Regions from separate parts of the Homo sapiens genome. Here region 2 is linked to region 1. Evidence: chromatin loops called from intact Hi-C (ENCODE). Cell type or tissue: endothelial cell of umbilical vein. All regions are shown on one strand.

Evidence for each region. Hi-C counts contacts between places; a loop is a spot of excess contacts. Peaks named below come from ENCODE experiments on the same cell type or tissue, not always from the same donor. Only the 100,000 strongest peaks of a DNase experiment are listed, where the experiment ranks them.
Region 2: it touches region 1 in a loop (12-fold over the local background); 4 of 110 quality-filtered maps call a loop at or near these places.

What each region holds. Positions count from the first base shown.
Region 1 is chr2:145,757,133-145,765,132 of GRCh38, reverse strand. It overlaps LOC124908059 (a long non-coding RNA gene), which reads right to left and starts at 7,472. Exons shown (of 2, transcript XR_007088682.1): 1 at 7,370-7,472; 2 at 1-430. In endothelial cell of umbilical vein, no CTCF peak of the experiment used is centred here; a DNase peak (open chromatin) is centred at 4,132; H3K27ac peaks cover 1,092 bases.
Region 2 is chr2:146,518,590-146,526,589 of GRCh38, reverse strand. No RefSeq gene overlaps it. Among named protein-coding and RNA genes, the nearest start is that of LINC01911, 320 kb to the left of the region's middle. In endothelial cell of umbilical vein, no CTCF peak of the experiment used is centred here; no DNase peak of the experiment used is centred here.

The DNA.
Region 1 (8,000 bases):
GTGTTCCCTCTTAATGTTGTTTTGCAGCTGGGATTATTATATTAAGAATAAAATGTTCTAGTAACCCATAGATTGACATTCCCATTCAAAAGAGTGAAAAAAAAGACTGCCATATCCAAATCTTCCCCCAAAACACACGCAATCCATATGGGGCTTGGGCGATCCAGAGCCGAGGTTCAGCACTTTTTCTCTAAGATTGGATTTCATTCTGCTAACAGCGTGTTGGCTGAGTGCCCACTAGCAAGCAATTAAGACTTTGTGCTTTCCTGCATTTTAGTAGCTCTCCTTATGAAACATGCAGCCACATGGGAATAGAAGCTTTGCCAGCACGGGTCACGGTCTGGGAGCAACATCAGGAGAGTTTCTATGCTCTCAGGACTCACAGTCTTCTGGAAGGTTGAGGAGAGGATGGATGGTTGATTGGCTGTGCCTGTAAGAGAAGATGAAGGAGGGAATCTGAGAAATGGAAACTATAGGAAGATATCAAATTAAAGTTAGGAGAAGAAAGTCAAATGCTATTGTGGAACCTAAAAAAAAGAGAGAGATAAAACAATTTCTGAAAATTAAGAAGCAATTGGGTTAAATTAAAAGGGGACAAAAACTGAAGTCTTGATGAGAGTTTCTTACCACTGAACTTGAATGATGTCCTCATTAATTATTTCTTATAACCAACACACATGTGTTGAGTATCTAAAATGTGCCAGATACTGTGCTAAGGACTGGGGATGTAAAGATGAATGAGACATCTTCATGTGAGGGTGGGTAAGAGGAGCAGCAGAGCCCCCAGGCATGTCAGACTCACTGGGTGCTGTGCCATTCTTATGGGCTCTGTGTAAATGGAGGCCTGCCACGGATACTGCTTCTGTCTCCCAGCTGCACTTCACTTTATGTCTGGAAAACATGACTGAGCTGGACCTAAGGTATGGTATCTTAAAAAATTAGGTAGCTTTATATAAAAATAAAATAATCTCCTTGCAAAGAAGCCTTTCACATCTGAAAATCAAATAGGGCACATCAGTGGTTTCCAATCTGATTGATTATTCAAGACCTCCTAGGCATGATTTTACAGTACAGTTTTCTGCTTCCTACTCCTGGAAATTCTAGTTCAATGGATCTAACCAGATATATTCTCATAATATAAGCATTGTCCTGAACAATTCTGAAAAGAACTAAAATCTCAAAAACAGTGTTTTCCGCTTCACAATAGACTTTGTTAGGTTAAAATTAAATAAAGAACTACTGTCTTATCAGATATAACTTGCATATAATGTAGAAAAATTCAAATCAATAAAAAACTGCCCTTTGAATCATTAATACAGTCCCTTGAATAAGCAATCTCAATGGTGTATATGAAAGCAAACTTATACACATTATCTTTTATTACATTAACTGGAGCATAAAGGTATATAATTAGTAATTCATACTTTCTTACTGTTTGAAAAATTGAGCATAAATCAGGTTTATATTGAGTCCTAGTCTCATCAGTGACTTGATGTCTTGACTTTAAGGGCCTTTGGATGTCATGCAAAAATTGCAACTTTATGTAAATTATGGTCTGGATCAAACTATTTCTCAAGTATCTTTAATATGCTCAAAGATCTGAGTCATAAAAATTCTTGGGTTTAAAACATTATTTTTTAATTATATAAATAAAGTCTTATGCAGATTCCTAATGTATCAAAAAAGATAAGAGTGGACCTTTAGACAATAGCAGGGGTGGGGTCCCAGTGCTACCTCTTTGGCCACCATGTTAGCCTCAGTAGGAGCTCCTAACCTCCCTCTGCAGAACTCCGGAGTTCCACAGGGTACAGAGGGAAAACAAAGAGTATCCCATTTTTAACTTTATTTCCAAGAAAATCCCCACAATTTGAATATTATAATGATTCCCTATAGATATGTGAGGTTAGTCCCTAACTGGCTATCCATTTGTTAAATCCCCCAGTGCCTTAGGCCAGTTAAGTGCACACTTGGCCAAATCTGGCCCTCTGGGTCACTCCACTGGGACACTCCAAGTGAGGTAAAAAACACAAGCCTATTTGTCAAACCTAACTAGGTTCAAACCTCTAATCTCCATTCACCAGTTAAATTACCAGGAGCAAGGTAGTGAAATTTCCAGGGTCTTCTTCCCATGGCCTGTAAAGTAGGGATAATAAATTCTACCATTCACTCTGGTTTCCACCTGGTCTTTAGCATAAAGACTAGTGCTTGGTATTTCTCTTCTTGCTTTCTTGGGAATTGATCAGGTTAGGAATTGGCGAAGTTGCTCTAACTCCTTCAGGCCTATTCAGAGCTTATTTCTTTCATGTCTCTACACTACATTTACTTCTTATGATACAAAAGAATAATGAGATTCCATTAACAAAAAATCGCTACAACTTCTTCCATGGAACTGAAGAGAATATCTTATTAAATTCCTGTTTTCTCAAATATGTTGGCCACACCTTAGATTATAATAATTATTTACTATGGTCTTCAGATATGTTTATGTATTAATAATCACAGAAGGTAAGTTTTGTTACACATCACTGCATTTCAATATGCTCTGGAAAGTACACACCTCAACATAGAAATGGTATTGCATATTTAAACATTATTAAATAATGAACACTTATTGTCATGTATAAGCTGCAAGATGGAGGGAGGAGTAAAAAAAGAGTAAGGTGACTTAACACTGTCGTACCTTCAATGGCACTAATGATGTCATGGGAGAAAAAGAGAAAAACTTAAGAAACAGCATAGAGGTCCTTTTGAAAAACCTAAGAATTTTTAAAAATTCTTTGGGTTAAGTAATGAAAGGCAAGGGCAACTAGCTTGTGAACAATCTCCTGAGCAATGTTGTTCTGTGTGTTTACTGGGCTCCCAAGCCTGAAATTATCTTCCCTCTATACCACCTAAATGTGTTCACTTATCCTCAAGCCATCTGAAATCACATTAATTAAACAAATTGTGTTAAATAAAAATGGTTCTTAAAAAAAAAAAAAAAAAACATAGATGAAGCTGTATGTTGGCAAAGAGAAAGAATAAGACCCTCTAAGCAAAGTATATTGTGTGTATAAGGAACGTGTGTGTGTGTGCATGTGTGTGTGTGTGTGTGTGTGTGTGTGCATGCTCACATGCATTCCCTGAGGACTACAAGAGAAACAACAACAATAACAACAAGAATGATGAATGTGTCAGAGGTGGGGGTTCCATCTCATTTTTGAGATTAATTTTTAAGCCAGTATAGGCAAAATAAAGAGTTGTTTAACTCTCACAGCTTACTACATGTTATTTTCAAATGAGTTAGTAGAGTGGCACATGGTCCATATATAGCTTTTGTATAATGACCAGATTTTTCTAAACCATAAATGCAATATAAGTATAAACTAGTGTAACTGAGATATTTATTTATATTTCTATCGGGTAGGACACCTGTTTATACAATTATTTCAATATTGAGAGAAAAATTTCCCCAAATTCTGCATTATCAATGCACTTCACAATGATTTTGCAAGCACCTAGGGCAGAGAACCCAATGTTTTATTTTGGCAAGGGAAGCTCTGTAGAAATATTTGCAATATTTTGTGCTAATCCCTCCACTAGTCACTTTAGTGTGGCAAATATTTGTTCTAGTGGACTTTACTACAGTAACAGAGTACATCAATCTGTTGTTTTAACCTTTTGAAAATAACCTTTGTGTCTTCTTGAAGGAAATAAAGAGTCATTGATGAAACCTTTGAAATTTTCAACTTCTTTGCAATAAGGTACCTGGAAGAGAAATTGGTGCGTTATCTCAAGGGAATAGATTATAGGGAATTGAGTGCATCTCTGCTTACTTTCTTGGCTCATAGCTTTATGGATATCAGGGACCTAAAAAGTAAATGGTGGTCAAAAAGAACAAACATTTATTAGAGCAGTTAGAGAGGACTGGTTTGATATTTGCCAAGTTTCTTCTCAATAACATGTTTGGCAGCTACCAAATGACATGGCCTGCCCAGAGTTGATTTTGACGAAGCCTCTGGGATGTGTTAAAAAGTAAACCAGAGCAAATCACATACTGGAAAGCATAACTCAATCAAGGAAAAATGTATGATTAAGGGTGACATGGGCAAGGAAAGCCTTGCCAGAGCTCAGGGTAAATATTTGTATCAGTGTGAAGAGAAAGCTTCGTGACGCTGATGTCAACCAGCTGGAATTTTCATTGTTTATAAACTTTTGTTGTTAGAGTTGAATTCTGGCAGAAAAGGTACCAAAGAAAGAGCAATTTCCCAGCATGAGAGTTTGAATTGTGATAAGGCAGCTTGACCAGAAACAAATGCAACCATGCAAAGTTTCAGCCACTTTTCCCTTCCAGAATTCTCCTGCCAAGAAGCAACCTTCTTGCCTTAAATCTTACTTTGACAAACTTCATCAGGATTAGTTAAAAGAAAAGTTTTTGGCTTGTTCTGTTTCATAAGAACTTATGGCATCATTTTCCTCAGATAAACATAAAATGGAGAAGAATGTAAATGAATTTCTGTTAAATTTTTGTACAAAAGAATATTGCCATCTGAAGTAGATTTTTAATGATCGAAAATAAACGCCTTGGTATTAAACCCAACTTTGTGAATAGTGTCTATTAACTTTATGACACCAAGCTATTTATTTTTTACCTCAGGGTAGACTATTGTATATTTTTAAATAAAAAAGTACAGCAATTAAAAATATTTGGGCCCTTGATTTAACTCACCAACTATTTCTGTTAAAAAGAAATCTGTATTTTCTCCCTAAGCTGTGTTTTGTTGTACTTTTCAGAACTTTGAAGGTAGCCAAAAGTTATAAATCAAACAATATCACAAGGACATAGGTTTGTATAAAAATTTACAGTAATTCAGAACACATAACTCAACTTTCAGGCAGAAAAAGAGAGATTGTTGGAAACTGATTCCTGACACTTACTCTTCCTCTCAGAAACAGAAGCACATAGATGGTGCTCTATTGGCAAAGAAAGACACCCTGAGTTTCCCATTTCATAGATGGCCTACTAGCAGAAAACTGCAGCATAGATACTCTCTGAATAGTAACCCTTACTTCTCCCTCAAGGTAGCCTGGAAGTTTCAATCCGATCTACTTTCAGTGAGGGCTGAGTAGTGACATTCACTGAACAGGATATGCAAATAACTCAAAATTCCTATCAAATTATCCTTTGTTTTAATAATTTTGTGTTTTACATAAACTTCAATCTGATTGGCCTAAGACATAGCACAATAAAAATTACATTGATATGTTGCTTTTGAGAATCCTGAATTACCTCTATCCAGGAAAAAGAGCAAACTCAGAGACCCTCCATTTGTACACCCTAACATAGAATGAACCGAAGGCTATCCCTGGCAGTGCAGAAACTAGACGCATCATGAACATAACCACATTACCCAGATGCACTAAGAATAGAAACCAAGCCCCTGCTGGTGTAATTAAGAAATCTTTTCTTCCAGTCCTGGGCTTTAGAGACCTGGATCACTAACTAATTCCAATTTAGAATGCTCTTTTGATAAGGGTTTTTGTAAACTAAGAAGTGAGCTGAACATGAAAACTTTACATTATAAGTTTCTGAGCTAGCATGTCCCACTTATGCAGTAGAGTCTCTGGCTTACACTGGCTAAAGAAACAACCTTCAGAGTGTGGCTATTTCTGGGACATCACAATGATGGTGTATTTTCAGGAGCCAAAGAAGTGCCAGTGACTTCCACTGGAATTTGCACATTTCTGTTGCATTGTGGTGCACTCACAGCCTTGGAGCTCAAAGGAATGCACAAAATCCAAACACCATACACAGAGCTAGAAAGCCTGCTAGGTGGGAGTTCTGGGCTCAGACATAGTTAGGCTTTAGTTATAGTAAGTCATGCAAAGATACAAAGGTGACCAGTCTGTCGCTGAGTTACTTCTTCTTATCCCTCTCCTACCTCTCAATGACAGGACATTCACTAGGTCATTCTGTGTTGCGGATTGGGACCCTCGGGCATTATATTTTAATTAAATGGTCAGGTTATTAATGCGTGGAAATCAGTCACTGCAAGTGTTCAGCTACCCATTTTTCATACATAATGCGTCCATATCAACATTATAACAGCCATCTACTAAAGATTTACATGGTCACTTTAAAAGAAGAAGCCTTGATAAATACTTGAATTAAAGATTCTTGGGATCATATTAAGGGACTAAGAGGTCAAGTCTCATTGCTGATTTATTTCCCCTGCTGTGTGGTGATTAAGAAACCACTCAGCCCCTCTGTTTGTAGGTTCAGTTTTGAGTTTCAAAACACAAAATATTTAGTCATGTGTTTATGGTACACTAACATGTACTTAGTATTTTGTTAGAAAGGTAGGAAATTCAGAATATTTTCTTAAAAACTATTGCTATAGTCTAATATCACATGTTTTTCTAGCCTAATCTCCCTTTTTTGTGGCACCAGTGCTGTTATCTTTTGGGAATTCTCCTCCCCTCACTTCAACCTTATGTTACTGCAGAAGGTTAATACAATTTTTAACCTCTTGCCTAGCCACATTTGATTGGTCCAAATTAAAGAAATCAGAGTACTTCCTAAAAATTTGACATAAGAATAAAACTTTCTAGCTCAGTTTAGATGCACTCTTGAATGAAGCAGATGCAAACAAACCTAGGGTCTGTTGGAAGCCTTATACCTCACTGTACACTGAGAATGAGACAAAGCCAGATAGCACCAAAAGGAAAGAATGGAATAGGTAAGGAGAGCTGAAAAAAAATAGTTTGGTTTTTGTGTCCCTGCTACCAGCTAACCCTTGCCTATCTACGTCTTTCTCCATGAGATATTACATTAATGATTTTTTAAAAGACGCTTCTTTTATCATATTCTATACACCTTACTATGTACCCACAAAAATGTTTAAAAAAATATATATTTAAATTAAAAAGACACTTTACTTAAATCAGTTAATTTGGTTTTCTTACCTTCTACAGCCAAGGCCCTCAAGGAAATGATCAAGGTATTTGTTGAATGACTATTGTGTACAAGGCTGATTACATTCAATCTCTTAAGCAATCCTAGAACTTTGAGTAGGCTTATTTCCATTTTAACGATGAAGAAACTAAGTATCAAGGAAGTTAACTAACTTATTCAAGGTCATACATTTAGTCACATCAGAGTGAGTCCAAACTCCATCCTCTTGCACAGCTTGCAAACATCCTTTGGAAATCTTGAGAAAGAAAAATTCTCCTGCATTAAATAATTAGAGAATATGATAAAGTTCTGAATATTATAAGTGGTGTTATGATTACAGATAAAGGAATGTCAATTCAGGATGGAGTACAAAGGAAAAGTGTCTCAGACAGAACCCTCTGAGTTACAAATGAAAGAAAACATGTTCAAACTAACCTATTGACTCAGGAGCTCGAAAATCCAAGGGTTAGTCTTGCTTCTCACATAGCTGGATCTAGAACTCAAAGAAGTCCATCAAGACTCTGTCTCAGTCCCTTGATTGCTTGTCTCATCCTTGGTTTCACTTTTAGGCACACTGACTACAAATATTTGCCCTAAGCATGCTCCAAACGCTTTCAGGGCCTGCAAATGTACATTTTAGGCTTGTGTAAAATAGGGATGCCTGGCTTGAAGTCCTTCCCCTCTCCCTGAATATGGAGCCTAAAAAGGGGCCTATTTTGGGCCCTGGAAACTGACAACTGTTTGGCAGAAAATTCTAGTGTTTTTGTACCAAGGCAGGGGTATGTTTCCGGTAGTCATGTCTCCTTTGCTCCTTAGGAAAGGGCAGGGCAGGGGAGCAAGAGTATGCCTTGGATGGGGACCCTAGTAACCCACATCTAAGAGGAATACTGGGTGGTAACCAGCACCATCAGACTTTTAAGAATTAATAGAAAGTCCAATAAAACATTAACAGACAAAAGTTCTAAAAGTAAAGCCATATAATTAAATCCTATTGGCCAGACTTTGGTCCAGTGCTCAACCTTGGCCTAATTATTATTGCCAGAGGATTGGACTATGCTAATTCGGC
Region 2 (8,000 bases), 760 kb before region 1:
GCTGCATTAGCCCCTAACAAGACAGTAAACCTGTGTTTTGAAGCTTTGAAGCTAGGCACTGACTTCTCCTCCCTAGTTGCAAAAGCCCTAGATGGCATCTTCCTCCAATGTAGATGTAAAGTTGTTTCATCTACATTGAAAATCAGTTGTTAGCATAGCCACCTTCATCGATGATCTTAACTAGGACTTCTGGATAACTTGCTGCAGCTTCTCCATCAGCACTTCCTACTTTACCTTACACTTTTATGTTACTGAGATGGTGTTTTTCCTTAAACTTCATGAACCAACTTTTGCTAGCTTCTAACTTTTCTTCTGCAGCTTCTTCACATCTATCAGACTTCACAGAATTGAAGAGAGTTAGAATCTTGCTCTGGATTAGGCTTTGGCTTTTAAGGGAATGTTGAGACCGGTTTGATCTACTCAAACTACTGAAATTTTTCTCCACATCATAAATAAGGCTATTTTGCTTTTTTATTATTAATATGTTCACTGGGGTAGCACTTTTAATTTCCTTCAAGAACTTTTCCTTTGCATTTACAACTTGACTAACTGACACATAAGGCTTAGTTTTTGGTCCATCTCAGCTTTTGTCATGCCTTCCTCACTAAGCTTAATCATGTCTACCTTTGATTTAGAGTGAGAGATATGCAACTCTTTCACTTGAATACTTGGAGGCCATTGTAGTGTTTTTAATTGGCCCGATTTTAATGTTGTTGTATCTTAGGGAACAGGGATGTCTAAGGAAAGGGAGAGAGATAGAGGAATGGGCAGTCAGTGGGGTGGTCAGAACACACACAATATTTATCTATTAAGTTTTCTATCTTACATGGGTATGGTTTGTGATGCCCCAAAGTAATTACAATAGTAACGTCGAAGATCACTGATCCAGATTATCATAGCAGATATAATAAGAAAACATTTGAAATATGGTGAGAATTACCAAAATGTGACACAGAGACACAAAGGGAGCTCATGTTGTTTGAAAAATGGCACCCAAGGAATTGCTAGTCACAAGGCTGCTATAATTCCTTCAATTTGTTAAAAAAAGTAATATCTGTGAAGTAAAATTTAAATAAAAATGAAGCACAATAAAATGAGATATGCTTGTATACACTTTTCAGAATATTGTCTGTGACATCTCTGCATTCAGCATAGAGAAAAGACAGCTTATAATATTTATTAATTTTTTTAGCACAAAAATGTCATCTATTATTCCTTTTTTTTTGAGATAAATTATTTCATTAATCCATCTACCACAATGTTTCAGAAGTCAAGCAGGTATGTCAAGAATAGGATAGGTGAAAAGGTAGTCACTGAAGGAACTTCAATGGCAGGAGAAAGAAGGAGAGCTCTCTCTATGAGCATTGCAGGTAAGTTGTCTTATTAACATCTATCACAATAAAATTAACCCATTGTATTGGTACAGAGCATTTTCCAAAGCTTCTCCCTGCATGTGGCTTATTTATTTATTTTTATTGGAACAACTGTGGAAGGCAATTACCCATAATACTGCACAAGAAGAAAGGCACTTGTCCAACCTTGCCAAATGGAAATTGCAAATAGAAGGAATTAGAAGGAGTAGGAGCCAATACAGGGGCCAAGACTCTTGCCTTCCTTATAGAATTAATGTCCAGTCATTCAAATTGAATCAGGGTCATTATGACACAAATAAATAGAAGTAGGCGGGGCGCGGTGGCTCACCCCTGTAATCCCAGCACTTTGGGAGGCCAAGGCGGGTGGATCACTTGAGGTCAGGAGTTTGAGACTAGTCTGGCCAACATTGTGAAACCCCACCTGTACTAAAAATACAAAAGATTAGCTGGGCATGGTGACAGGTGCCTGTAATCCCAGCTACTCTGGAGGCTGAGGCAGGAAAATTGCATGAACTTGGGAGGCAAGGGTTGCAGTGAGCCAAGATTGCGCCATTGCACTCCAGCCTGAGCAACAAGAGCAAGACTCCATCTCAATAATAATAATACCCTCTAATAATAAACAGAAGTAAAAATCTCATGTATTATTCTAGAAAAGATTTCTTCTTTTTATTTGGGACAAAAATGTTTATTGAAATAAAAATAAGTTAATTTTTAAAAGTACTAATTCTCAGCACTAAGGAATAATGTTTACGTTACCAATGATCACAAGTACAATTCAATTATATGTTTTTATTCTATGAACATTTAAAAATTACTAACACAACAGAAAAAAGTTATTAACTATCATTTTTCAACTGTGTGTTTCACATACACGTTTTCTTTAATTTTCATGAGCCTTATTAATTTGAAGCAATATCTGTATTTTACTGACTAACCATAGTTCTGTTAAACAAATACATATCATTTGATTCCTAAATTCATGCTGTCATCCCTCTTAGCCTTTAGACTATATTACAAAATAAAAGAGCAATGAATATACAAACTGTTGTGGAAAGTTGTGTTCCTAGAAAATCCACTAGTTTTATTACAGTTTTTCATTGAATGAGATTCTATTTTTGACTACTCTCCTCTTCCTCCTTGTTATCTTTTCTTTAAATGCATTCAATACAAAACAATTTACCTAATAAAAGTAATTATGTTACCTTTACTTAGAAATAAAAGTCTTCAATTATATGCTTCAGCCTAAGAGAAATCTCCAGGAAACATACGTTAATAAGTCATTTTATTAAGTTAGCTGTTTTTATTATAATTTTTTAAAATTATATGTTCTGCCTGCTCTGTTTTCCTCTACAGTTGAAAATTTAATTTTATTCTCTATACCTTGATAGAAGCTTTGATGTGTCTTTCTTCTTGGGTTTTAAATTTGTTTGTTCAAAGAAAAATCAATATAAGCCACAGATTAAGTGAGATTGTTATAGCTAAATTGACGTGTAGAAAAATATTCAATGGCAAGCCTTAATTTCTTTTATCAACATTCTTTTACACTCTATTGGTTTATTTGTGTTTAATTGAAACATATGAAATAAAATTTGTGAAGAAATACTGTTACTGTAACTGTAGTCATGAGCCTACCTATGACAGTGTCATCCGTGAATCTTGCTTGGCTCTGATCTCAAACTCAACCTATAAAACCCTTGAAAGTTTACTTAATTATTGCCAAGTAAAATTTTAATTTGCTTCAAAATTGCATGGTGAATACAGTTATTATAATTAAGTTTATATTAGAAATTGGCACTAGAGGGAGCTAAGTAATTGTATCATTTATGTGTTTAGGGGAAAATTGAACATTCATTTAAAAACTTGTATTTTTTTTCAGAACCTGCTGATTTTACAAATATGGCAGCTATGCCTCAGCAAATTATAAGCAATAATGAATTAGTTAATTTTCTTCTGTGAAAACTGCTATGGTAAGATTATTAAATTACTGTATTTCTACTTAGTGAAAGTAGCTACCAGTCAGTAAATTAGGATTTCTAAGACTCTTTGGGGAAAGAGATTATTACTATTATCCATGTTTATCATTATTTTGGCCCTAACAGAATTAAAATGTTTATAGTACCTGTTAAAATGTGATATTTTGTTCTCAAATGTATAGTTTGATAAGAAAATGGCCTTATTGAATAGGATCTCAGTGAAGATTAGAAAACAATTTTACTCTTATGGAATATTCTAGGAACTTAGCTGGTTTGATTACTTTGAAGGACTGATTCAATTGAACAACAGTATTATTTTCCAGCAAGCAGAACCTACTATAAGTTGAATGAAATTATGTTATTTTCCACTTTTACAGTTGTATCTAAAATGAACAAAAGCTAAACGCTGCAGGACATTTTTATTTACAAAAACTAAAGAATTGAAGAGCAAATATACAATCTCATGCATTGTGCATGTTTAGTCCCAGGAAAGGTTCACAGTTAAGAAGAGCCTGTGTGAAGTCAATGCTGGTGCCTGTGACGGGTGTGGGAATGGGAAATTTTACTCTCTCCATTGCCTCATTACTTAGGCAGTCACAGCCAAAAAGGGACACGTTTTACATCAGTTTATAGGTGAGCATGTCCCTATTACAAATAATGCATGCAGGAACTTTTTTTTTTCACAGACACTTTGAAAGAAAAAGATATGATTTAGATGTTAAAATGAAGTTTAATTCACATTCCATCTACTTTGAAAAGAAAATGATGTTGAAAATATTTAAATAATACCCATTGTCTTCTGTGGTAAAATCCTCTTAGCTGATTTTCAGTTATTTGAATTTATGTTCCGATGTCCAAAAGAAAGTTTCTTGCTTTTCTTCTAATAGTTTGATTGAGGAACCCATCTGCTGTTAACTACATGTGACTAGGTTTAGATTTAATATAGAAGTGAATTTCAGGGAAAATAAAGTACAAAGTAGAAAAAAAATTACAGTCAGGCAATACATTGTTTGTTAAACCACAAAACTGATTTCTACCTGTTTGCCTCATTTATTTTTCCATAAAAATGAAACATTCCTTAACTTTTATACTAATATTTTATTTTTACTGTTTGAATAATTAGTATATTTTCTCTCAAAGGAGTGCTGTAATCCAGGTTAGCCTTGTAAAAGATGTTAGCAAGTGATATTTCACAGACAGAACTTGGGGAAAAAGAGAGGGTTTTTAATACTGAATATAACTAGAACATCTTTCAGGTCTCCAAATTAGTGTTTAACAAACTTTAATGTACATGCTAATCACCTGAGGGTTTGTTAAAATACAGATTCTAACTCAGAAGATGCAGGATTATTTTGCATTTCTAACAAGCTCCCAGGTAATGCTGTTGTTGCCGTCTGTGGACCACACTTTGAATAGCGAGACTCATCATTTTCTTTAATACTGCTAAGGTTCTCTGGTTTGAAATTAGAATTGAAAGCAAAAGAAAAGAGTTTAGAGTAAAGTAATGGTGTCAATCTTGGAAACCTGAGATGCCACTATATTTGTTCTTGCCCATCCTGAGCTGTGTTAGATGCTCAACACTGACCCTGTACAGAAACAGTGTAATTCATTCTGCAGGCAGGGCCAGAATTTAATGTCCTGAGTCTCAGTTTCATTATCTGTAAAATGAAAATATAATACCTACCTCCTAGGTTTGTAGTTTGCTTAATTTTTATCATTTCTCATTTGCTTGGCATTGATCACTGAGCTCCTAGAATTTTGATATACCTTATTTAGCATCAGGATGTTTGCATATGGCATACTCTAGTGAGTACCAGCTGTCATTACTACAATTATTACCAGCAAGTTGGGATATTGGGCCATCAGTAGTTGAGTGTAGATGGAATATATTGTTTGTGAGATGATAAGATGAACGAGAAAGCTAGAAAGAAAGACAGGGAATACTTCTAGCAACACTATTCACAACAGTGGAGACACGGAATCAACCTAAATGCCAATTAATGATAGAATGGATAAAGAAAATGTGGTACATATATACCATGGAATACTATGCAGCCATTGAAAAGAAGGTTAGCCTCAGTATGTGTTGTTCCCATCTATGTGTCCATGTGATCTCATTATTTAGCTCCCACTTATAAGTGAGAACATGCGGTATTTGGTTTTCTGTTCCTGTATTAGTTTGTTAAGGATAATGGCCTCTAGTTCCATCCATGTCCCCGCAAAGGAAACAATCTTCTTCTTTTTAAGAAGGTTGGGAGGAGTGAGAGGATCAGGAAAAATAACTAATGAGTAATAGGCTTAATACTAGGATGGTGAAATAATCTGTACGACAAATCCCCATGACACATGGTCACCTCTAACCAACCTGTACATTCACCCCTGAACTAAAAATGTTTAAAAAAAGGGGAGGCCAGGTGCTGCGGCTCATGCCTGTAATCTCCAAACTTTGAGAGGCTAAGGTTATGGATCTCTTGTGCCCAGGAGCAGGAGTTTGAGATAAGCCTGGACATCAAGGCAAAATCCCGTATCTACCAAAAATACAAAAATTAGTCCGGTGTGGTGGTGTGTGCCTGTAGTCCCAGCTACTCAGGAGGCTAAGGTGGGGGGATCCCTTAAGCCTGGGAGGCGGAGGTTGCAGTGAGCTGAGATTGCACCACTGTACTCCAGCCTGGGTGACAGAGAGAGACCATGTCCAAAAACAAAAAAAAAACACCAACAAGATGAGATAACAAAAGGGTTTCAATCTATGCTAGGAATTTGAAATTTATTATTTAAAAAATGATGAACTATTAGAAGACTGCAAATTGAGGAGTAGTAGGAACAAAATACTATGTCTTTTTTGAATTGGAAAATGGTTTAGATGGGACTCAACAATTTCTTCTGTGGTCCTGGTTAAGAGATCATGAGAGCTTGGGCCAAAATAGGGGAAGCAGAAAGGGATAAATTGAACAATTATTTGCAAATCAAATTTGCAAGGATAAGTGACCATTTGAACATGGGTCTATTAGTTAGGATATCTTCAGTCAACTCTGCAGACTTTAGGAAATTTATTATATTTCACATAACAAGAAGTGCAACAGAGAGTGATGCTAGTTTTTCTGTGATTCTTTTGGTTTAGTTTTCAGATAGCTGTACATCCAGACATAAACATCCCCAGAGACAGCATAAAAAATGATCTCTTCCTGTGTCTCCTTTCCAAAGTAGGAGAGCACTTCCTAGAAGCTCCCCAGCCAACTTTTTAGATCTTGCCTAGAATTGTATCCTAAGCTTAGTCATAAACCAATCACTGGCAAAGAGACCACTAGAGATGACTGTGTCTCTAAGAACCCTCCTCCTGGTATACCAAATAGAGACAGGATTCCCACAGTATATGACCACTTGGAAAAGAGTGGATTGTTCTTTAGAGTTCTTTAAGAAGGCCTGGGCTATGTTTGAAGGTGTGGTGAAAGAGGGGTGTGTGCGTGTATGTGTGTGTGTGAGAGAGAGAGAGGGAGAGAATGTTGAAAAGGTAACCAAGGGTGCCTGCTTTTGGTGGAGGAAAGTTATATGCTAATAATTATCTAATTATTGCTAAGTCAGTATATATTTAATGTCTCTTTCTAGAATAGATTATAACATATGAGAACTAGGAACATATAAAACCCTGTATATTTTAAAATTAATTATTCTATCATCTAGAACAGTTTCAAACTGATGGTTTTCCAGAAAATTGTATTTGACAAACTACTCTTGAAGCTCATATGGCTTCCGTATACATAATAAATTGGCTTCTCTTAGCAATATTTCTTTCTCCATGCTCAAGTATTTCTAGAACCAAAAAAAGTTCTTCTAATACCTAGTTACTTCTTGTTTTTTAGTTTTAATTTTATATGTTCCTTCTATTATTAAACAGAATAACAGATAACAGGATAACAATTCTGTTAACAAAATTATTTTTATTTTAGTACCTTTCATATCCCCGGTATAATTTTAATAATTAGTAAATAGAAATAGTATTATAGATATAGCAAAATATAGATATCTGTATGCTCTTCATGAGCACAGTTTATGTCTCTATTTTCTTTACCAGTGTACCTGTGGATCTCAGTAGAGTGCTTTGCATGTACCTGTGGTCTATCAATATTTGCTCAGGGAAGAATGTGGCTGGAGGTCTTTATTTCTAGATTAAGTGACTTAGAGAATGTTCTTAACTAATTTAGAAATTTTAGAAAAAGTGGCATTTTAAATGGAAGTTAATGAAACACTAAATTCAGATACCAGTGAGAATAAAGCAGAACACATTCTAGAGTTTAAAATATTTGGGTCTGTAGCACAAGAGAGAGAAAATGATAACGGAATGATCTGGCTAACAGAATCTATTCCTTCATAGAACTAAATTATTTGAGCAAAACGTAAGTTGGTATGGTCTTGCAATCAAGAGTATTTTGTGAGCCTTATGCTGTATTTGTATAGTGTTTATTTACTTGAATATCTGAGTTTCTGGAAATTTTAACTCTCTGAACTTCATGAGGAGTTCACATGTTTTTTTAGGTAATGTTGAAAATGAGCAGGAACCACAAATTTTGACTTTGGTGGCATTGTAATAAGGATGTACAGGTGTTAAGGAATGATTTTCAAAAGGTTAAAAGGCTTGGCTGTTCTGCAAATATAAAAT